2 separate regions of the Homo sapiens genome follow, and region 2 is linked to region 1. The links are chromatin loops, found by intact Hi-C in ENCODE. Cell type or tissue: GM12878. All regions are shown on one strand. Each heading gives the region's core, and the rest is flanking DNA. Links, peaks and the distances in the headings are about the cores only.

Evidence for each region. Hi-C counts contacts between places; a loop is a spot of excess contacts. Peaks named below come from ENCODE experiments on the same cell type or tissue, not always from the same donor. Only the 100,000 strongest peaks of a DNase experiment are listed, where the experiment ranks them.
Region 2: it touches region 1 in a loop (3-fold over the local background); 1 of 110 quality-filtered maps calls a loop at or near these places.

The regions. Positions count from the first base shown.
Region 1 is chr11:60,757,635-60,766,276 of GRCh38, reverse strand. It overlaps MS4A15 (membrane spanning 4-domains A15), which reads right to left. Exons shown (of 7, transcript NM_001098835.2): 2 at 2,319-2,571. The coding sequence starts at 2,543. Among named protein-coding and RNA genes, the nearest start is that of MS4A15, 5.1 kb to the right of the region's middle. RefSeq lists enhancers at 818-997, 1,725-1,854, 2,935-3,024, 3,055-3,114. In GM12878, for the core only: CTCF peaks have their summits at 2,385 and 3,309; DNase peaks (open chromatin) are centred at 2,136 and 2,996; H3K4me3 peaks cover 986 bases; H3K27ac peaks cover 2,467 bases.
Region 2 is chr11:60,629,101-60,639,790 of GRCh38, reverse strand. The region is part of intron 3 of LINC00301 (long intergenic non-protein coding RNA 301); the gene reads right to left. The region is part of intron 4 of LOC105369321 (a long non-coding RNA gene); the gene reads left to right. Among named protein-coding and RNA genes, the nearest start is that of LINC00301, 19 kb to the right of the region's middle. RefSeq lists an enhancer at 5,720-5,819. In GM12878, for the core only: CTCF peaks have their summits at 5,423 (motif pointing right) and 6,000; a DNase peak (open chromatin) is centred at 5,870; H3K27ac peaks cover 1,040 bases.

The sequences.
Region 1 (8,642 bases), core at 2,061-4,560:
CCTGAGTAATGGGGATTACAGGTGCCTGCCACCACACCTGGCTAATTTTTGTACTTTTAGTACAAACGGGGTTTCGCCATGTTGGCCAGGCTGGTCTCGAACTCCTGACCTCAGGTGATCCACCCATCTTGGCCTCCCACAGTGCTGGGATTACAGGCGTGGGCCACTGCGCCTGGCCAGAGGTAGGTTATTATTATCCTAATTTTGGAGATGAGGAAACTGAAGGTCAGAGATGTTCAGTAACTTGCCCGAAGTGTCCCAGCTATGAGGCGGCAGGCCAGCTAAGTCTGCAGTGGTATTCTTAGCGGGTGGCATTCCATAACTCTTATTTGTATTTTCCACTTTTTTGTGCTTTTCAGCAGTTTGTTTGTCTCATCAATTTTTTTTTTTTTTTTGGAGGGGGAGAGCTCTGGTTCCCAGGGTCCGCTTTGAGGCTTCGAAATTCCAGCCGCTGTCTCCATGGGCCACAAGTCAGTGGCTGTGTGGCCCTTGGTGTCTGTGCCCCCAGTCCAGTCCCCCTCTGCACCAATGGATGTGGTGCAGCTATTAGGATAGAATTCCAGCATGATTGAGCCAGAGGTCCTGGACGCCACAAAGCAGAGGGGTTGAAAGTAGAACTTTAGGGTCAGCCATCCCTAGTTTACAGGATGCCATTTATCAGCTGTGTGGCCTTAGGCAAATGACTTAGTCTTAAGAAACCTCAGTTTCGTAATCTGTCCAACAGGAACGATGATCCCCTTCTTACAAGGTGGTGCTGAGAATCTAGTGAGATGATGCATGCAAAGTCCCCGGCACAGTACGTGCACCTCTCAGAGATGCTTCATAAGTAAGAGCTGTCATCATCTTCACCTTCATCATCATCACCATTGCTTAATCTATGCTTTCATCTTCTACTTGGAGAAACTGAGGCCAAGGAACATACTGAAGAATCTACATATGTGTGTATATAATTAAAATAGCAGGTGGCCATTAGCCTGTCTCCATAATTTGAGTTCCTACATAACAAACTGCAACCCAACCAGTACAGAAACACACTGAAACCTAACCTAGGAGTATATTTTTGTAACAGATAGCTGGGTTTCAGCTAATGACAAACAGCTTCAGCCAACTGATCAGACTATGCCCAAATAAGGCAAATGCCTCATGACATCATGCCCAAATAAGGCAGACACCTAGCTGCAGCTGATCGGGAGATTTCTCTACTTCACTTCTGTGTTTGGCCTATAAGAGCTTACTGCTCACACAGCTGGATGGAGCTCTCTGAACCTCTTCTGGTTTTGAGTGCTGCCAGATTCCTGAATTATTCTTAGCTCACATAAACTCTGCTAAATTTAATTTGTTTAAAGCTTTTCTTTTTCTTTTTTTTTTTAAATGGGGTCTCACACTGTCACCCAGGCTGGAGTGCAGTGGCATGATCGCAGCTCACTGCAACCTCCACCTCCCGGGTTCAAGCAATTCTCCTGCCTCAGCCTCCCGAGTAGCTGGGACTACAGGCACACGGCTCCACACCCAGCTAATTTTTGTATTTCTAGTAGAGACGGGGTTTCACCATGTTGGCCAGGTTGGTCTTGATCTCCTGACTTCATGATCTGCCTGCCTCGGCCTCCCAAAGTGCTGGGATTACAGGCGTAAGCCACCTCACCTGGCCTAAAGCTTTTCTTTTTAACGCTACATGTATACACACACACGTGCAAATGTGTGTATGTATCTTTCTATCTCTACCTAATATTTTATGACTTCAGTATTTTATTGAGACCAATAGCTCAAGGCCATCTGAGATTGAAATCCTTCATGTGCCTTCAGCTCTATCAGGGCTGACTTTCATCTATCACTTTCATTCCATCTCACCTCCCCCTTTCCTTTGCTCATTACATTCCAGCTATGGCGAGCTTCCACCTCTTCCTTTAACAGCCACACTCATTCCCAAGGCCTTTGCACTCTACCTGGTGAGCCCTCCCTCTCCAGCCCTTCCACTAGCTATTCCCTTGGCTGGCTTCAATCTAACAGCCAGGTTTGGGCTTAAATGTCATCTCCCCAGAGACAAGTTTCCACCTACCCTCGCTAGTATTCCCCTTAGCCCTAGTCATCATTTTCAACCTTACTTTTCTCTTTGGAGGTTTCTGAGTCATTTGTTTACTGGTTTACTCTCTGTGAACTTTATGCGGGAAGGGTGCTTGTCTACCTGGTGCATGGCTGAATCTTTGAGTCATTACTACATATTTGTTAACTGCCTTCTCCCCTCTCCAAAACATGCATGAATGTTCCGGTGCTGGGATACTCACTACCTGCCTCAGGTTGTGCAGAGAGGCTGTTCTTACCCCCAAAACTTTGGGCTCTCCTGTCAGGAATGTCTCCACGGGCCGCAAGTCAGGTGGCTGTGTGGCCCTTGGTGTCTGTGCCCCCAGCGGTGGCTCCTCAAACTGCATAATCCCTGGAGGTTGGCACATGGATGTGGGCAGAATGGCCGGAGGTGGGCAGAGGCCACTGGCGTTGTTTGGCGGGATGACAACAAACACTCCATTGCTGGCGGGAGCTGCAGACATCGTGCTCAGAGAGCCTGGGAAACAAAGGCTTGGGAGATAATAATGGCAATGATGATTGTCACCCATGTGCATAAAGCTTTTTAGTTGATAAGCAACGTGCCTACTTCCCTTGCTTACTGCAGCCCTGCCAGTATGGCCCCAAACGCTCTCATCAAAGCTGGGGAAGCTGAGACTCAGAGAAGCGAAAGATGTCTGAGGTCAAGGGCCTGTAGGTGGGGTAAGACTGAGATTTGAATTCTAGTCTCTCTGGTTTCAGAGGCCTTGCTCTTAATCTCTGAGCTATATTATGTGGAAAGCTCCTTTTGGAGGAGTGTTTATTTAAATGCCCTTCTTTTCCCAGAAAGGGCAAGTGACTTACCTAAGGACACACAGCTAGTGCAAGGTAGAGCTTAGCTAGAGTACCGGTTTCTTCACCCCGAGACCAGGACTCACTGCCACTTCCTGCCTCTCAGCTCTCAACTATTGAGCTAGCGTCAATAATTCCCCTGGGTATGGGAACTTCCCACCTGCTGTGGGAAGCTTTCTATTTGGCCACCCAAGCAATTACCATTGATGTAGCCAAGAAATGTGTAGATATGGAAACTTTATGCAGAGTTTATAGCTTGCAGTGAATGCCAAGAATGAGTTCTTAGACAATTCCAGCTGAGTGGGCCTCGAGCGGGGGTGGCGGGGAGCTCTTCTGAGAGAGTCCACCCCAGCATCTGTCCGCCAAGTATTTATTGAAAGAGCTTGTTAAACCACAAACATCCACTAGATGGCTTTTTGAGGGTCATGAGACACCTATGACCTTATAAAAGCTCTCAAACCACCTTCTTAGGAGGCTGTTTTCAGCGTTCCTTATTACACACCTCAATCCTTGTCCTGTTTTTAGGGTCAAGGAGTTACATTCTCATGCATAAATAACATACACAGAGTGCCTCAGTATTTTTCCATGCCCCAACCTCAAATGCCATGTACATAAGCTTGGATATGTTGCCGTGCACCCTCAACATCTCCCCCTTCTTTAATTTTTAGAGTATGTTGGTTATTTAAAGCGAGGTAAGCTTTTATTGCTTTTTCTTGGTTATAGATGCACTGAGTGACAGCACAGAGCCATTTGTACATACCTAGCAAACAAATACAAAAAAGAATAAGTATATTGGCCATTACCCAAATGTGTATGTTTAACCCAGATAACTAAGTGTTTGGGTTTAACTATTGAAAGCCTTTTTATAATTGTTGAAGGGTATTTGTTTATAATTGCTGTGACCATTTTTTAAGTTGTTTTTTAAATTTACACTTAAGAGTGGGAATTTGAGAAGACTAATGATTGTGATAAGCCCCTTGCAGGTGTGTTTTCACTCTCTCCCAAGCATATTGGGAGCTATTATATGGCAGAGGTGTGACATAGATAGAATTATATTGCCAATTACAATATAAATGTTGATGGGTAATGAATGCCAGCTGCTGATCCCCCAGCCATTCAACTGCAGCTTTAAGAGCCTCCAGGTGAGACAGAGTAGTTTGATTAATATTTACCTGTTTTTGAAATTTATGGGTTACATTATATACCATGTGGTTCACCACTGAAGCTGTGTGAATAGATTTTGTTAGAAAAAGCAGCTGCAGTAGCAGCAGTTGCTAATATAATAATAGCTGAGACTAAAAAAGCAATTAAAGTGGCCAGAAATCTTTTTTTCTGAGTATGAGACAGTGCTTTTCTAAACAGCTGCAGGGTTGAATCTCCTTCCCAGCTCCAGGCTAAATTTACAGGCAGCCAAAATTCTGCACGCCATTTTAAGATCATGACATAGGTTATATTTAACTATGTAACATTTCGATGAGACAGGCATGTAGCATACTAACTACTGGAAGAGACTTTACTACTATAAAAGGATTGATTCTGCTCTATATTAGGAACACTTTGCCCAAACAAAAGTATATAAGAGTGCGTAGTACAAATCACAACTATGTCAGTAACATTATTATGGAAACAGAGGGTATAATTGCCACTGCTAGTAATATACTCATCATGTGAAAGAACCCATTCAAAAAAAGGAAGTTCTAATCTCCAAATTTGGGTATGAGCAGGGCTTAAAGCTTGTTTCCCTTTTAGTTGTAATATTGGTCCTGAAAGCCTGTACTCTGACCAGGTGATAGACTTACTGGGGACTCCCAGATCCAATAGTCTGATTTGCAGACATAAGATAACCATGGGGACTCCAATCAAGTAAGGTGCCATTATCAAACAGAGGCCCTTGACATGGCGCAGGCTGTCTGGATGGAGACCACTGAATGGCCTCAAACTTATATCCCCAGTCCCTACTCAGACGGCATATAGGAAGATCAGGCACTTGTGTAGCTTCATTAGAGACCTCAGTAAGATTAGTGGTAATAGCAGAAATAAAGGTCAAGTTTGCAAGCTTAGCATCCCTTTTACACTGATAGTAAAGATACTCCTGAAGAATAAGAGTAACACACTTAGCATGTGCTATTGTGGAAAAACAAAGAGGGGGATTACTAGACAATACAACCAAGGAGTTATTAAGTTTAATCCATCCCAAATTTTCCACTGAAGGGTAAGACAGGGGCATCCATCGACCTCTCGTCCAAGAAGTATCATTAGATGACAAAGGCAGGTCAGCATCCCACCATGAAATAACATTAAAAACAGGGGGATTTAGAACATGACTCCAGTAAACATGTTCTTGAGGTGATCCCACTTGGCAAAGGACAAGAATTACCAGCCACCCCAACATCTATGTCGTCTTACTTTCTCAGAAGTTTTCCCAATTACCCCCAGATACATAAGAAACTGATTCTCTGCAGTTACAGAGGCTTCTATGCCTGCAAGCCGGATAGTTGCCTGTTGATCCAATTTCTTTAGCTGTCCCCAGGTAATGTCAGGTGCCTTCTGAGTCATCACCGTCATTGTCAGTCGATTCTCCAATGACAGGTCCTGTTCTCGAGAAGAGGGCCCGATATTCCCCCTTTTTTGTTTATTAAGATATACTTTACGAGTTTGATGAGCTTGTTTAATAATGGCCTGACTGGTTGAGTTACAGAGAATCCCAGTCTTGGGTTGTATGTTGATCTTATTGCCAAAGTTGCAATGCATAGCCAAAGTGAGCACTAAGATAGCAGGGGCCATTATCAGTTTTACAGTTTGTGGAAGGCCTGGAGTCATAATAGATTCAAACAAATGAGCAACTGCATCTTTAGTTTTTTCTCCGGCATGGGGATAGCATGTATTAGGTCTATATAAGTGTCCACAGTAACATGGAGAGATTTAAAACGTCCAAAGGGTGGATACTGAGTAACATCAGTTTGCCAGATAGCATTAGGCACCAGACCTCGTGGGTTGGCACCAAGTCCTAAGGAAAAAGGGGAAAGAGAATGCCATTGGCAATCAGGATAAGTTTTAATAATCATGTGAGCTTGAGCAAGTGTTAAATGAAACTGTTGTTTAAGACTGCAGGCGTTCTGATGGAAAAAAAGCATGATCAGCTTGAATTCGCAAAAAAGCAGGAGAGTCTGCAAACCACATCTGTGTGTGTACCAGAGCATTAGCTCGAGCGTTCCCTTCTGATAAGGGACCAGGTAGCCCAGAATGAGAGTGAATATGTGTGATGTAAAGAGGGTGATGATCGAAGGGGGCTTGCCCCTCCACACCTGTGGGTATTTCTCGTCAGGTGGAGACAAGAGACTGAGAAAAGAAATAAGACACAAAGTACAGAGAAAGAACGGTGGGCCCAGGGGTCCGGCACACTCAGCATGCGAGGAACTGCACCGGCGCCGGTCTCCGAGTTCCCTCAGGGTTTATTGATTACTATTTTCACTATCTTGGCATGGGGGGTGCGGCAGAAGAACAGGGTGAACAGGGTGATGGTGGGGAGAAGGTCAGCAGGAAAACATGTGAGTAAGGGAATCTGCATCATAAATAAGTTCAAGGGAAGGTACTGTGCCCAGATGTGCACGTAGGCTAGATTTATGTTTCTCTTTACCCAAACATCTCAGTTAGTAAAGAGTAACAGAGCAGTATTGCTGCCAGCATATCTCGCCTCCAGCCACAGGGCAGTTTTCTCCTATCTCAGAATAGAACGAATAGTCGGCTTTACACCGAGACATTCCATTCCCAGGGACATGTGGGAAACAGAGGACTTCCTCTTATCTCAACCACAAAGAGGCCTTCCTCTTTTACTAATCCTCCTCAGCACAGACCCTTTACGGGTGTCGGGCTAGGGGATGGTAAGGTCTTTCCAATCCCACGAGGCCATATCTCGGGCTGTCTCAGTCGGGGGAAACCTTGGACAACACCCAGGCTTTCTTGGGCAGAGGTCCCTGCGGCTTTCCGCAGTGCATCGTGTCCCTGGTTAATAGAGAATGGAGAATGGCGATGACTTTTACCAAGCATACTGTCTGCAAACATATAGTTAACAAGGCACATCCTGCATACCCCTAAATCCCTTAAACCTTGATTCAGTACAGCACATGTTTCTGTGAGCACAGGGTTGGGGCTAAAGTTACAGGTTAACAGCGTCTCAAAGCATAACAATTTTTCTTTGTACAGATCAAAATGGAGTTTCTTTTGTCTTCCTTTTCTACATAGGCACAGTAACAGTCTGATCTCTCTTTCTTTTCCCCACAATGATGGTCACAGAGGAGCTCTTACGCTGCAAGAAACAAAGCTAGTAGGGGTTCATTAGTAATGCCCTTCACATGTGCAAGATCTAAATGAGTAATACTACACACCGCATAAGCGGAATCACTAACTATGTTTATGTCTTGGTGAGGAAAAGTTTGTAAGGCCAATATCAGGGCACCTAACTCTGCCTGTTGCGTGGTTTTAAAATGTTCCTGGATTTTGTGCTGCCATTTTTGCATGGCCTATTGCCACACTGTAGCTGCTCTTCCAGTTTTTCCTAAACCATCTGTAAAGACAGTAGTGGCATGAAGCAAGGGCTCAGAAACAACAATAGATACAAATTTAACAGGCACAGTTTGTAAAAAGTTCAGGAGCTTAGAGGCTGGTAAATGAAAGCTGATATTACCAATAAAGTCAGCTATTGCGATTTGCCAATCAAGAGCACAAGCTAGAAGAGTATGAAATTGTTTTTTGCTTAAAGGTAGGAAAACAGTAGCAGGGTTATTTTTGCCATATGCCTGGTTAGGTCACAATTACAATATGTGGTTCCGGTCATTATTGCAGCAAAAGTTTGAGTCAGATGAGTTGTAGTGCCTATATTTTGGCATGCTTTAATAAACACACTGATTTCAGTGGCAGTGGCTTAGACTGGAGTTATTGCTGTCTGACAATCCTTATTTGCTTTTTCAAAAGCCAATTGTAACATAAGAAGTTTGGTAGCCTTAGGATGGGATACCTGTTTTTCAATTGCAGCTTGCAGTCGGTTGATAAATTTAATGTATGTTTCTGTGGCACCTTGTTTAACTGTTATAAAGGAACCCTGGGATTGTCTTACGGGATTTTTTTTTTTTATGTTTGTATTGCTAGCTGTGAGCATTGAGGAAATAGATGGCCACCTGCTTGACCCTGAGTCTGAGCTGAAGCAAAAGGCCCTGTTCCCAATAGCATATCAAGTTGTATCGGGATATTATTATCCAAATTTTGCAAGGACTGCTGCATGGCTAAATCACTGTACTCACTCCACCACACAGTATATTCTGCAGCTGAAACCAAAACATTTACCAAAGTTTTCCAATCATGTGGAGTCATCTTATAGCCATTTCCCAGAGCCTCAATCACCTCCTTCGTAAACGGTGAATGTACACTGTTTTCACGGATACTTTTCTTTAACTCTTTAAAGACAGTAAAAGGCAAACTCTCATGCCATCTCCTGTTGCTTTGAACAATAACAGGGAATGCGCCAAAAAGCGCCTCAGAGTCTCCCTTCCTAAGTCCCTCTTGGAGGCACCCCTCTACTAAGAAAGTTTGACGAGGAGTTGGCGTTGAGGACACGGCCACCCGATCATATAGATATTCACTGACTGGAGGTCTTATCCAAGAACCATCTCTTGGGCGGCCTCCAGACTCCTCAAGGGGGATGGGAGGCGCCATTGCCTGAACGGGGCCAACGAATACAGGTCCCTTTAAGGGTGGAG
Region 2 (10,690 bases), core at 4,389-6,888, 130 kb after region 1:
AATGTTAATCTCCTTTGGCAACACCCTCACAGACACACTGAGGCGCAATACTTTGCATCCTTCTATCCAAAAGAAGTTGACATTCAGTATTAACCATCACAGTATCTTTGCAATTGTGAATTGTGCTGTGATAAACATATAAGTACAGGTAACTTTTTGATATGACTTCTATTCCTTTGGATAGATACCCAGTAGTGGGATTGTTGCATTGAATGGTAGACTTACTTGTAGTTCTTTGAGAAACCTCCATACTGTTTTCCATAGAGGTTATTCTAATTTACGTCCCATCAACAGTGCATAAGCATTTCCATTTAACTGCATCCTCACCAACGTCTATGGGTTTTTGACTTTTCAATAATGGTCATTGTTACTGGGGTAAATTCTGTGAAAAATGACATTGGTTTCTTGATAGGAATTTCATTGAATCTGTACACTTCTTTGAACAGTATGGTCATTTTCACAATATTGGTTCTTCGAATCTACGAGCATGGGATGTTTTTCCATTTGTGTCATCTGTGATTTCTTTTTACCAGTGTTTTGTAATTCTCCTTGTACAGATCCTTCAACTCCTTGGTTAAGTATATTTTTAGGTGTTTTTTTCTATAGTTATTGTAAATGGGATTGAGTTCCTGATTTGATTCTCAGCTTGGTTGTTATTAGTATATAGCAGTGCTACTGATTTGTGTATGTTGATTTTGTAACCTGAGACTTTACTGAATTCATTTATCAAATCTGGGAGTCTTTTGGAGGAGTCTTTAAGGTTTTTAAGGCATAAGGTCATATTACTAGCAAAGATAAATAATTTGACTTCCTCTTTTTCAATTTGGATGCGCCTTATTTTTTTATTTTTCTTTTGCCTGATTGCTCTGGCCAGGACTTTGAGTACTATGTTGAATAGGAGTAGTGAAAGTGGGCATTCTTGTCTTGCTCCAGTTATGAAGGGGAATGCTTTTAATTTTTTCCCATTCAGTATGATGTTGGCTGTGGGTTTGTCACATATAGCTTTTATTATTATTTAATTTTTTTTTTTGAGACAAGGTTTCTCTCCCTTCGCCCAGGCTGGAGTGCAGTGGCGTGCTCTCAGCTCACTGCAGCCTCTGCCTCCTGGGTTCAAGTGATTCTCCTGCCTCAGCCTCCCGAGTAGCTGGGAGCTCAACTCCCGAGTAGCTGGGAGTACAGAAACCTGGCTAATTTTTTATTTTTAGTAAAGATAAAAATTAGCCAGGTTTGGTGGAGGGGGTTTCACCATGTTGGCCACGCTGGTCTCTAACTCTTGACCTCAAGTGATCTGCCTGCCTCAGCCTCCCAAAGTGCTGGGATTACAGGCTTAAGCCACTGCGCCCAACCTCTTTTATTATTTTGAGGTATGTTTCTTCTATGCCTAGTTTGTTGAGGGTTTTTTATCATGAAGAGATGCTGAATTTTATCAAATGCTTTTTCTGTGCCCTTTGAGTCTATCATATAGTTTTTGTTTTAAGTTCTTTTTATGTGGTGAATTACATTTATTGACTTGCATATGTTAAACTATCATTGTGTCCCTGGGATGAAATCCACCTGATCTTGGTGAATTAATTTTTTGGTGTGCTGTTGGATTCAGTTTGCTAGTATTTTGTTGAGGATTTTCACATTTAATTTTATCAGGGATTTAGGTCTGTAGTTTTCCTTTTTTTGTTGTGTCCTTTCCTGGCTTTGGTATCAGGGTGCTACCGGCTTTGTAGAATGAGTAAGAGAGAATTCCCTTTTTCTTAGTTTTTTGGGATATTTTAAGTATGTCAGTTATTTGAAGGTCTGGTAGAATTTGGCTGTGAATCTGTCTTGCCCTGGGCTCTTTTTTTGTTCTTGTTGGGAGATTTTTTAAAATTACCGATTCAATCTCAGTACTTATTATTGGTTTGTTCAGGATTTCTATTTCTTCTTGATTCAAGCTTGGGGATTGCATGTTTCCCAGAAATTGTCAATTTCCTCTAGATTTTCTAGTTTGTGTGCATAGAAATGTTCGTAGAAGTCTTGGATGATCTTCTGTATTTCCGTCTAATCACTTGTAATGTCTCTATTTTCATTTCTGATTGAGCTTATTTGAATCCTCTCTATTCTTTTTTTTTTTTTTTTTTTTGAGGCGGAGTCTTGCTCTGTCCCCCAGGCTGTAGTGCAGTGGCGCGATCTCGGCTCACTGCAAGCTCCGCCTCCCGGGTTCACGCCATTCTCCTGCCTCAGCCTCTCGAGTAGCTGGGACTACAGGCGCCCGCCACCACGCCCGGCTAATTGTTTTTTTTTTTTTTTTTTTTTTGTATTTTTAGTAGAGACGGGGTTTCACCATGTTAGCCAGGATGGTCTCGATCTCCTGACCTCGTGATCCGCCCGTCTTGGCCTCCCAAAGTGCTGGGATTACAGGCGTGAGCCACAGCGCCCGGCCTTCTTTTCTTGGTTAATCTAGATATTTGTCTGTCAATTTTGTTTATCTTTTCAAAGAATCAGCTTTTCATTTCATTGATCCTTTGTATTTTTTTTTTTTTTTAGTTTCAATTTCATTATTCTACTCTGATCTTAGTGATTTCTTTTATTCTAGCTTTGGTTTTGGTTTGCTCTTATTTTTCTAGTTCCTTCAGGCATGTTTCTAGGCTCTCAATTTGTGATCTTTCTGTCTTTTTGATGTAGACATTTAGGACTACAAACTTCCATCTTTTTTTTTTTTTTTTTTTTTTTGAGATGGAGTCTAGCTCTGTTACCCAGGCTGGAGTGCAGTGGCACAATCTCGGCTCACTGCAACCACCACCTCCCCGATTCAAGCGGTTCTTCTGCCTCAGCTTCCTGAGTAGCTGGGACTACAGATGCCCACCACCACGCCCAGCTAACTTTTGTATTCTTAGTAGAGATGGGGTTTCACCATGTTGGCCAGGCTAGTCTTGAACTCCTGACCTCAAATGATTCACCTGCCTTGGCCTCCCGAAATGCTGGGATTACAGGTGTGAGCCACTGTGCCTGGCCCAAACTTCCCTGTTAGCACTACTTTTGTGATATCCTAGAGATTTTGATAACTTGTGCCATTGTTATCAATAATTTCAAAAAATTTTTAAATTTCCATTTTTATTTCATCATTGATCCAAAGCTCATTCAGGTGCAGGTTGTTTAATTTCCATGTATTTGTATGATTTTGAGAGTCATCTTGGAATTGATTTCTAGTTTTATTTTGCTGTGGTCTGAGAAGATATGTAATATAATTTCAACCTTTTAAAAATTATTGAAGCTTTTTTGTGGCCTATCATGTGATGTATCTTGGAAAATATTCCATGTGCTGATGAGAAGAATGTATATTATGCAATTTTTTTTGCTAGAATGTTCTGTAAATGTCTGTTAGGTCCAGTGTTTCTTTGTTGACTTTCTGCCTTGATGATCTGCTTAGTGCTGCCAGTGGACTGTTGAAGTCCCCCACTATTATTATATTGGTGTCTTCTCTTTTCTTAGATCTAGTAGTTTTATGAATCTGGTAACTCTGATATTACGTGCATATATATTTGGTATTTTTATATCGTTGGGTCTATAAGACTCTTTACTAGTCTCTTGAAGGCAGTAGATATTTGGATTGTGTTTTCAAAATCCATTCCACCATTGATATCTTTCAAGTGGGGCATTTATATCATTTACATTCAAAGTTGATATTGATATGTAAGGTACTGTTCCAGTCATCATGTTGATTGTTACCTAGTTGCTTTTATTTTCCATTGTGCTACTGTTTTTTAATCCCTGTGAGTTTTATACTTTTAAGTGTTTTTATACTGGTGCATATGGATATTTCGTTTTGATGTTTAGAACTCTTTTGAGTATTTTTTGCAAGACTGATCTAATGGTGGCAAATTCCCTTAGTGTTTGCTTATCTGGGAAGGACTTCATTTATGAATCAGTTTTGCAAGATACAAAGTTCTTGGCTGACAGTTATTTTGTTTAAGAAGACTAAAGCTAGGACCCCAATTCCTTCTGGATTGTCAGGTTTCTACTGAAAAATCTGCTGTTAGTCTGATAGATTTTTCTTTTTAAGTTATTTGATGCTTTTGTCTCACTATTCTTAGAATTCTTTCTTCATGTTGCCTTTAGGTAGCTTGATGACTATATGCCTTCCTAATGTCCTTTCTGCAATGCATCTTCCAGAAGTTCTTGAGATTTTGAATCTGGATGTCTAAGTCTCTGGCAAGACTAGGGAAGTTTTCCTTAATTATTCTCTCAAAAATAGGTTTCCAAACTTTTTGCTTTTTCTTCTTCTTTCTCAGGAATATCTATGAGTAATATCTATGATTCTTTTTTTTCTTTTTTCTTTCTTTTGAGACAGAGTCTCACCCTGTCACCCAGGCTGGAGTGCAGTGGCATGATCTTGGCTCACTGCAACCTCCACTTCCTGGGTTTAAGTGATTCTTGTGCCTCAGCCTCCCAAGTAGCTGGGTTTATAGGCACATGCCACCATGCCTTGCTAATTTTTGTATATTTTGTAGAGACTGGGTTTTGCCATGTTGCCCAAGCTGGCCTCAAAGTCCTGAGCTCAAGCAATCTGCATGCCTTGGCCTCCCAAAGTGCTGGGATTACAGATGTGAGCCACTGAGCCTGGCCAGGAATATCTATGATTCTTAGGTTTGGACCTTTTGCATAATCCCATATTTTTTGGAAACTTTGTTTATTTATTTTTGTATGATTGAATTAATTCAAAAGCCATGTCTTCAAGCTCTGAAATGATTTTTTTCTGCTTGGTACAGTTTATTGTTAATACTTTCCACTGCATTTTGTAATTCCCTAAATTAGTCTTTCATTTGTAGATGTTCTGTTTTATTTAAAAAAGTATTTATCTCTTTGGAAAATTTTTCATTCTTATCCTGAATTTATTTTTGATTTCTTTTTGTTAGATTTAAAATTTTTCTTGGATCTCATTGAGCAACTTTACAATCAATATTTTGAATTCTTTATCTGGTATTTCAAATATTTCATTTTGGTTTGGATCCACTGCTGAAGAGTTAATATGATCCTTTCAGGGTGTTGCAAGGTTCTGCTTTTCTATATTGCCAGAATTATTTTTCTGGCTTCTTCTCATCTGGATAGACTATTTCTTTTCATTATTTTTGAATTTATTTTTTGATTGGACTAAGTTTTCTTTTTATACCTTGAGGATGTGACAATAATGTACAGTTTATGATGACCTAACTTCAGCTCTGGGTGGTGCTTTCAGTGGCAAAGACACTGTATGAGTTCCTTGGTTATAGAGAATCTTTATATTATAGCTTTCTCAGATGTTGCTCATAGTAGTGATGTACTGGGTGTATGAGCAGGCTTATTGTCTCCTTTGGGGTCAGAATGGCAGAGTTCTCAGGAAACTTATCTTGTTCCCCAGTGGTGTGCATTCCATTTTTTTTTTTTTAAACTGGGTTGAGCAGTTTAGCCTTCAGGCCAGCAGGAGGCACCTGTGGGTAAGAATTGGCTGTGGCTGAAGCAGGTGGGTATATTCAATACCCCATTGGTGAGCAAAAGCCCTATCCCTGATGAGGCAGCTGGGGGAGCTCCTGGTGAAATTCACTGACGCCTTTGCAGTGGGGGGACGGAAACAGCCACTTTATTTCCAGTACCAGGCCAGGAGGAAAGTGATCAAACTCCCTGTCACACCCTTGTCCTAGTACTCTGGATATTCAGATCAGACAGGGACCTCGTCCATCTGCAGAAATGCTGATGTTTCTTGTATAGAGGGAGTGGGACTCCACTCCTCATGCAATCCTGAACCCAGAGGGCACACCTCCTATGGTGATGCTGTCACCTCAGAATGTTCCATAAAAGCCTTCTACAGGTGCACCCTTGCCAAGCTCCCATGGGAGAAGCTCTGGTGGTGTCTTCAGTGGTGGGTGAGAGAGATAAAAAGTCCCTTTATGCAAAATGGTGAGAGGTATGAAAAGTCCCTTTATAAGCACCAGGGCTATTCAACTGCTAGGGCAGAACCAGTCTTCCCCTACTAAGCCCAAGACTGCACCCGTGCCTTTGTTGAAGGAGGTGCAGGTGCTTCCTGCCCACAGTGGGAAGATCTGGGACACAGAAAAGCCCACATTCTAGTTTCTTTTGTTCCCCAGAGTGCTCCCTTGATGTGGTACACTCCTCCTTCCCCCAGGAGTGGCAGTCTTGGAGAGCAAGACTACTGTGAATCCTGATGCTCCTCTGGCTCTAGCCATCACCTCGCGGGTCTGCCGCAATCCAGGCTGATGCTGGGAAATGTCAGCAAGTGATCTGGGGATGTGAAGACACAAGGGTTGAAAGTCCCATAGCAGAACAATGTCCCATAATGATTGCACATCCAGTATGGCACTTGCTTCTATAGCTCAGGTCTAGGGGGAAAGGAAGGAACATGCACAAGCTGGTAGCCCAGTGTAATGCCCTTAAGAAGCCCCCAAATCACAGGCCAATCCAATACTTGGGCTTACAAGTCCAAATAAGCTCTCCTTGAGTTTGGATACCAGCAGGCTGCCACAAGGCCTACAGAGGCTGAAAGCATTCCATTCACTTTCCACAGAATGCTCTGTCTCTTGGGGTTTAAGCTCTACCAGCTTCTTGTTTCTTTCTTTTTTTGTGTATCATAGATTTTTCCAGTGAACTCTCCAAAAAGCTCCAGCACTCTCCCCTTAATACTCCATTTGCGCTGTGATCATCCAAGTGTAATTTTGGTTTTTCCTTCCCAGAATTTGTCACTGATAATCTCTAGTCAGCCATCTGGAGAAGCTCTCGGATGCTTCAGGCTATGGAGTGGTCTGTGAGATGTGCAGTAGCCTGGACTCCACTCTTATGCTCCAGAGGTGATGTTGAGTGGAGCTGGACCAGGCTGACCCATCCTATGGTTTCCCAGTGGCAGGTTCAAGTACCAGCTCTAATGATGGTGGCACGGGAGTGGCTTACACTCTGTAAGATTTCCTTGGTTGTAAATAGCCTTGGCATTGTGGCTTTCTCCATTGTTAGATGTAGTAGTAATGTGTTGGGCATGTGAATGGGCTCAAGGCCTCCTGAGTAGCTTTGGTGGTGCAGTCAATAGTGTTAGCTGAGATCATGCAAAAGCCTTTTTCTTCTTGAGTGCTGTTATTGTGCCATCAGATATTGTAGTGGGCTAGGCCAGTTGACCTCTGGCCAGGATGTGGTGCGTGCAGTAGAGAGCCAGCTGCAGTGGCAGCTGTGGAATTTATGCTTGGTCTATATTACCCAGGGTAAATACTCAGATATCCTAGGCAATGGGTGAGCCCATGGAACTCTCAAAAATTCCTGTCCATGTTCTGCTACCAAAGCGAGTGGAAGGGCAAAGCCAGGTGAGGGTTGGATCAGGCAAGTCAGTGCTCTAGCTCCTCAAGTGTGGGTACAAATGGTGGCCCTGATGGGGGTCAGAGGGCAGCTCCCTGGCCACTGGGACAATGATGCGGGGAGGGGTACAACCACTTTTGCTGCACAAAAGTGTCTGTATGGGGAAAAGGGGTAGCAGGTGGCAGTAAGACCCACCCAACTCCCATGCCTTTGGCACAGTAGGTCTCACATACACAAACTTCTGCTGGCAGAAAGCTGAAACAGCCAGCTGAGTTCCAGACAGTTCATGCTCAGAATGCAAAACTTCCCAACCAAGACAGAAACAGAAGGATGTGGCCTGAAAGCCACATCCTTCCCAATATGACCTGCAAAACAGGGGCGCCTAATTTTGGACCTGTAGCAAGAGCATGCTTTCTTCTTGCCTCTTGGTTCTGGCCTTGAGATTATTGAGATTACATCTCATTCTTACTTGAGATGAGATCACACATCTCAGTTTGGAGCTTCTCTCAACCTATGACCACTGCCTGAGTTAGCTGGCAAGTTTCTGAAAGATTCCCTGTGAGTTAGGATCAGGAATGCCTTCTTTCTGTCCCCACTGACATCTGGGAGTTCATGCAAAGCACATCCTGATGCCATTCCTTTTCATATACTCCCCACTACTCACCAAATTAGCTCCAGCTCCTGGTAGGGTCAAGTCACTCCCTCATGGCCTGGATTGCACAGCTCCCAAGTGGGAATTTGTATCATGGAGACAGTCTGTCTCCCTTTCATGTTCTCAAGACTCATAGTTTTCCAACGGACTCATAGTGCAAGTTGCTGTCTGCCACTCCTTTCAAGGTATTCAAAGTTTGTTTCAGTGTTTCTGTTGAGTTCCTGTGCTCCTTCTTGGATAAAAGTTCATAGCATGAATCTACACACTATATTGCTCTTATCAAGTGGGTGCAATGTGCTAACAAAGACTCCAATCTATCATTTTGAAAAACAAACAAAAAATAGATAACTTGTTTTAAGAAGTGATGAGACGATGTTGAAGATGAAACATGCAGACCATCCACATCAATTAACAAGAAAAAAAAGTTCATCTTGTTCATGCCCTAATTGAAGAGGACCCATGATTAACAGTTGGAACAATAGCCAGCACCATAGATATCTCAATTGGTTCTGCTTACACAATTCTGGCTGAAAAATTAAAGTTGAGCAAACTTTCCGCTTGATAGGTCCCCAAACTGTTGTGCCTAGATCAGCTGCATACAAAAGAAGAACTTTCAATAAAAATTTTAAACAAGAGGAATCAAGATCCTGAAGCATTTCTTGGAATAATTTTAATAGGGGGTGAAACATGGCTTTTCCAGTATGATCCTGAAGACAATGCACAGTCAAAGTAATGGCTACCAAGAGGTGGAAGTGGTCCAGTCATAGCAAGTTTGAATCAGTCAAAACCAAATATTATGGTAACAGTTCTTTGGTATGCTCAAGGCATTTTGCTTGTTGACTTTCTGGAGGGCCAAGGAACAGTAACACCTGCTTATTATAAGAGTGTTTTGAGAAAGTTAGCTAAAGTTTTAGCAGAAAAATGCTTGGGAAGGTTTCACCAGAGAGCCCTTCTCCACCACAACAATGCTTCTGCTCGTTCCTCTCGGCAAACAAGGGCAATTTTGTGAGAACTTGGATGGGGAATCATTAGGCATCCACCTCGCAGTCCTGATTTGGCTCCCTTGGATTTATTTTGTTTTCTAATCTTAAAAAATCTTTAAAGGACACCCATTTCTCTTCAGTTAATAATGTAAGAAAATGCTTTACCGACATGGTTAAAATACCAGGACCCTCAGTCCTTTAGAGATGGACTAAATGGCTGGTATTGCTTACAGAAGTGTCTTGACCTTGGTGGATCTTATGTTGAGAAATAAAGTTCATATTTTTCATCTTTTAACTCCATTTTCCACAAACTTTTTGAAGTCTCCTCACATATATCACTATACTATATACTTATAACAATTTATGCTAATAAACATTTTTAAAGTATTTACTCATTTTAGATATATTTTAATTATATTACTACAGGTATTCGTTAAGCTCTTTCAAATCCTATGTGAAATGAAATAGAATATTAAAAAGTAAGTAATTTATAATTAATTATATATTTATCTTTGGTCAATAATTATACAAATACATTTATTATAAAATAAATGTAGCTGTGTGCTTGTGGAGAAAGAAGAGAAATTGAACCTGTTGTTAGCAAGAGAAGCTGCTAGCCATTTCACTGTCTTGAAAGATTTAGAAAGTTACTTGGGCAGATATTTTCTGATTCTTTCCTGAACACTTGAGTGGTTTCTTCAGAAGAATAGTTGTGGAATGCCTGAGAAAGCCTGCTCATCCTGGTAGCTTTTGGTAAACAAAGATTCTTGTTGGCAATAATATAGGCAAGTTTTCACAGATGCCAAGAGCCTCCTGGGAGGAAAGGAACTGATATCCTGTAATTTCCAAATTGGTCTGCCGTAAGGAAAGGCCTCAGAGCTTGCTGTGTCTGACCCCTCAGCCAGAATAGCATATTTACTAATCCTCGGACTTCTTGCATTTGGGAATGAATCTGTTAGGTACAAACAATGCTAGCAACTGAGATTGTAGAGTATGAGTTCTAGTATGGCATATTTCAGTATTGGTGTTGAAGAAAAACTTAGGAACTGAAATAAAAAAAACTCATATAGAGGTTTTTTTCATACTCTATTTTCCCCTATAGGGCTTTAGTTCTTATTTGACCTCTATAATAGCTTTAGGTATGGAAAGCCATCATACTTCAACCTCCTTGTCATTAAATTTGCTTGATAGGGTTCTGCCCATGATGTGTGACAAAATAAACTTCCAGGGAGTAGGACAGGCTGACCTTTGAACATACTGTGATGTCTTAGGCCTTTGCTCTATATCTTTTGTGTTTGTGCATATGAGTGATATCCTCCAAGACCTACCAGCTAGTTACTCAATCAAGTATTTAAAGTGTTCTTATTTACTCCTATAGCCTATAAAAACAAAACTTCCAGATATGTACTGAGCTGTCACATCAATAAAGCATAAGCAGGATTTGAAATAGAGATATGTACGCTTGATAGGTCTCAGAATTCTTAAGACTTTCCTTCTGCATAAGGCATGCAATACACCTGGTGGCATAAAATATTAAGGGTAGTCCTAAAATGACCAAAATGCCAATAATGCTTATGAGTGTAAAAATTCTGAACTGCAGATATCTGTCCTAACTATCCTGTCATTTTTAAAATTTGAAAAAAGTGGGACTTCCTTTCTTTGTCCTAATTCCATCAGGTCTTTGACATCCTGAAGTGTTAGTGTATCGTCTCCCCCGTTCCGGTATATATAGGTTTCTAACTTTAAGCAACTA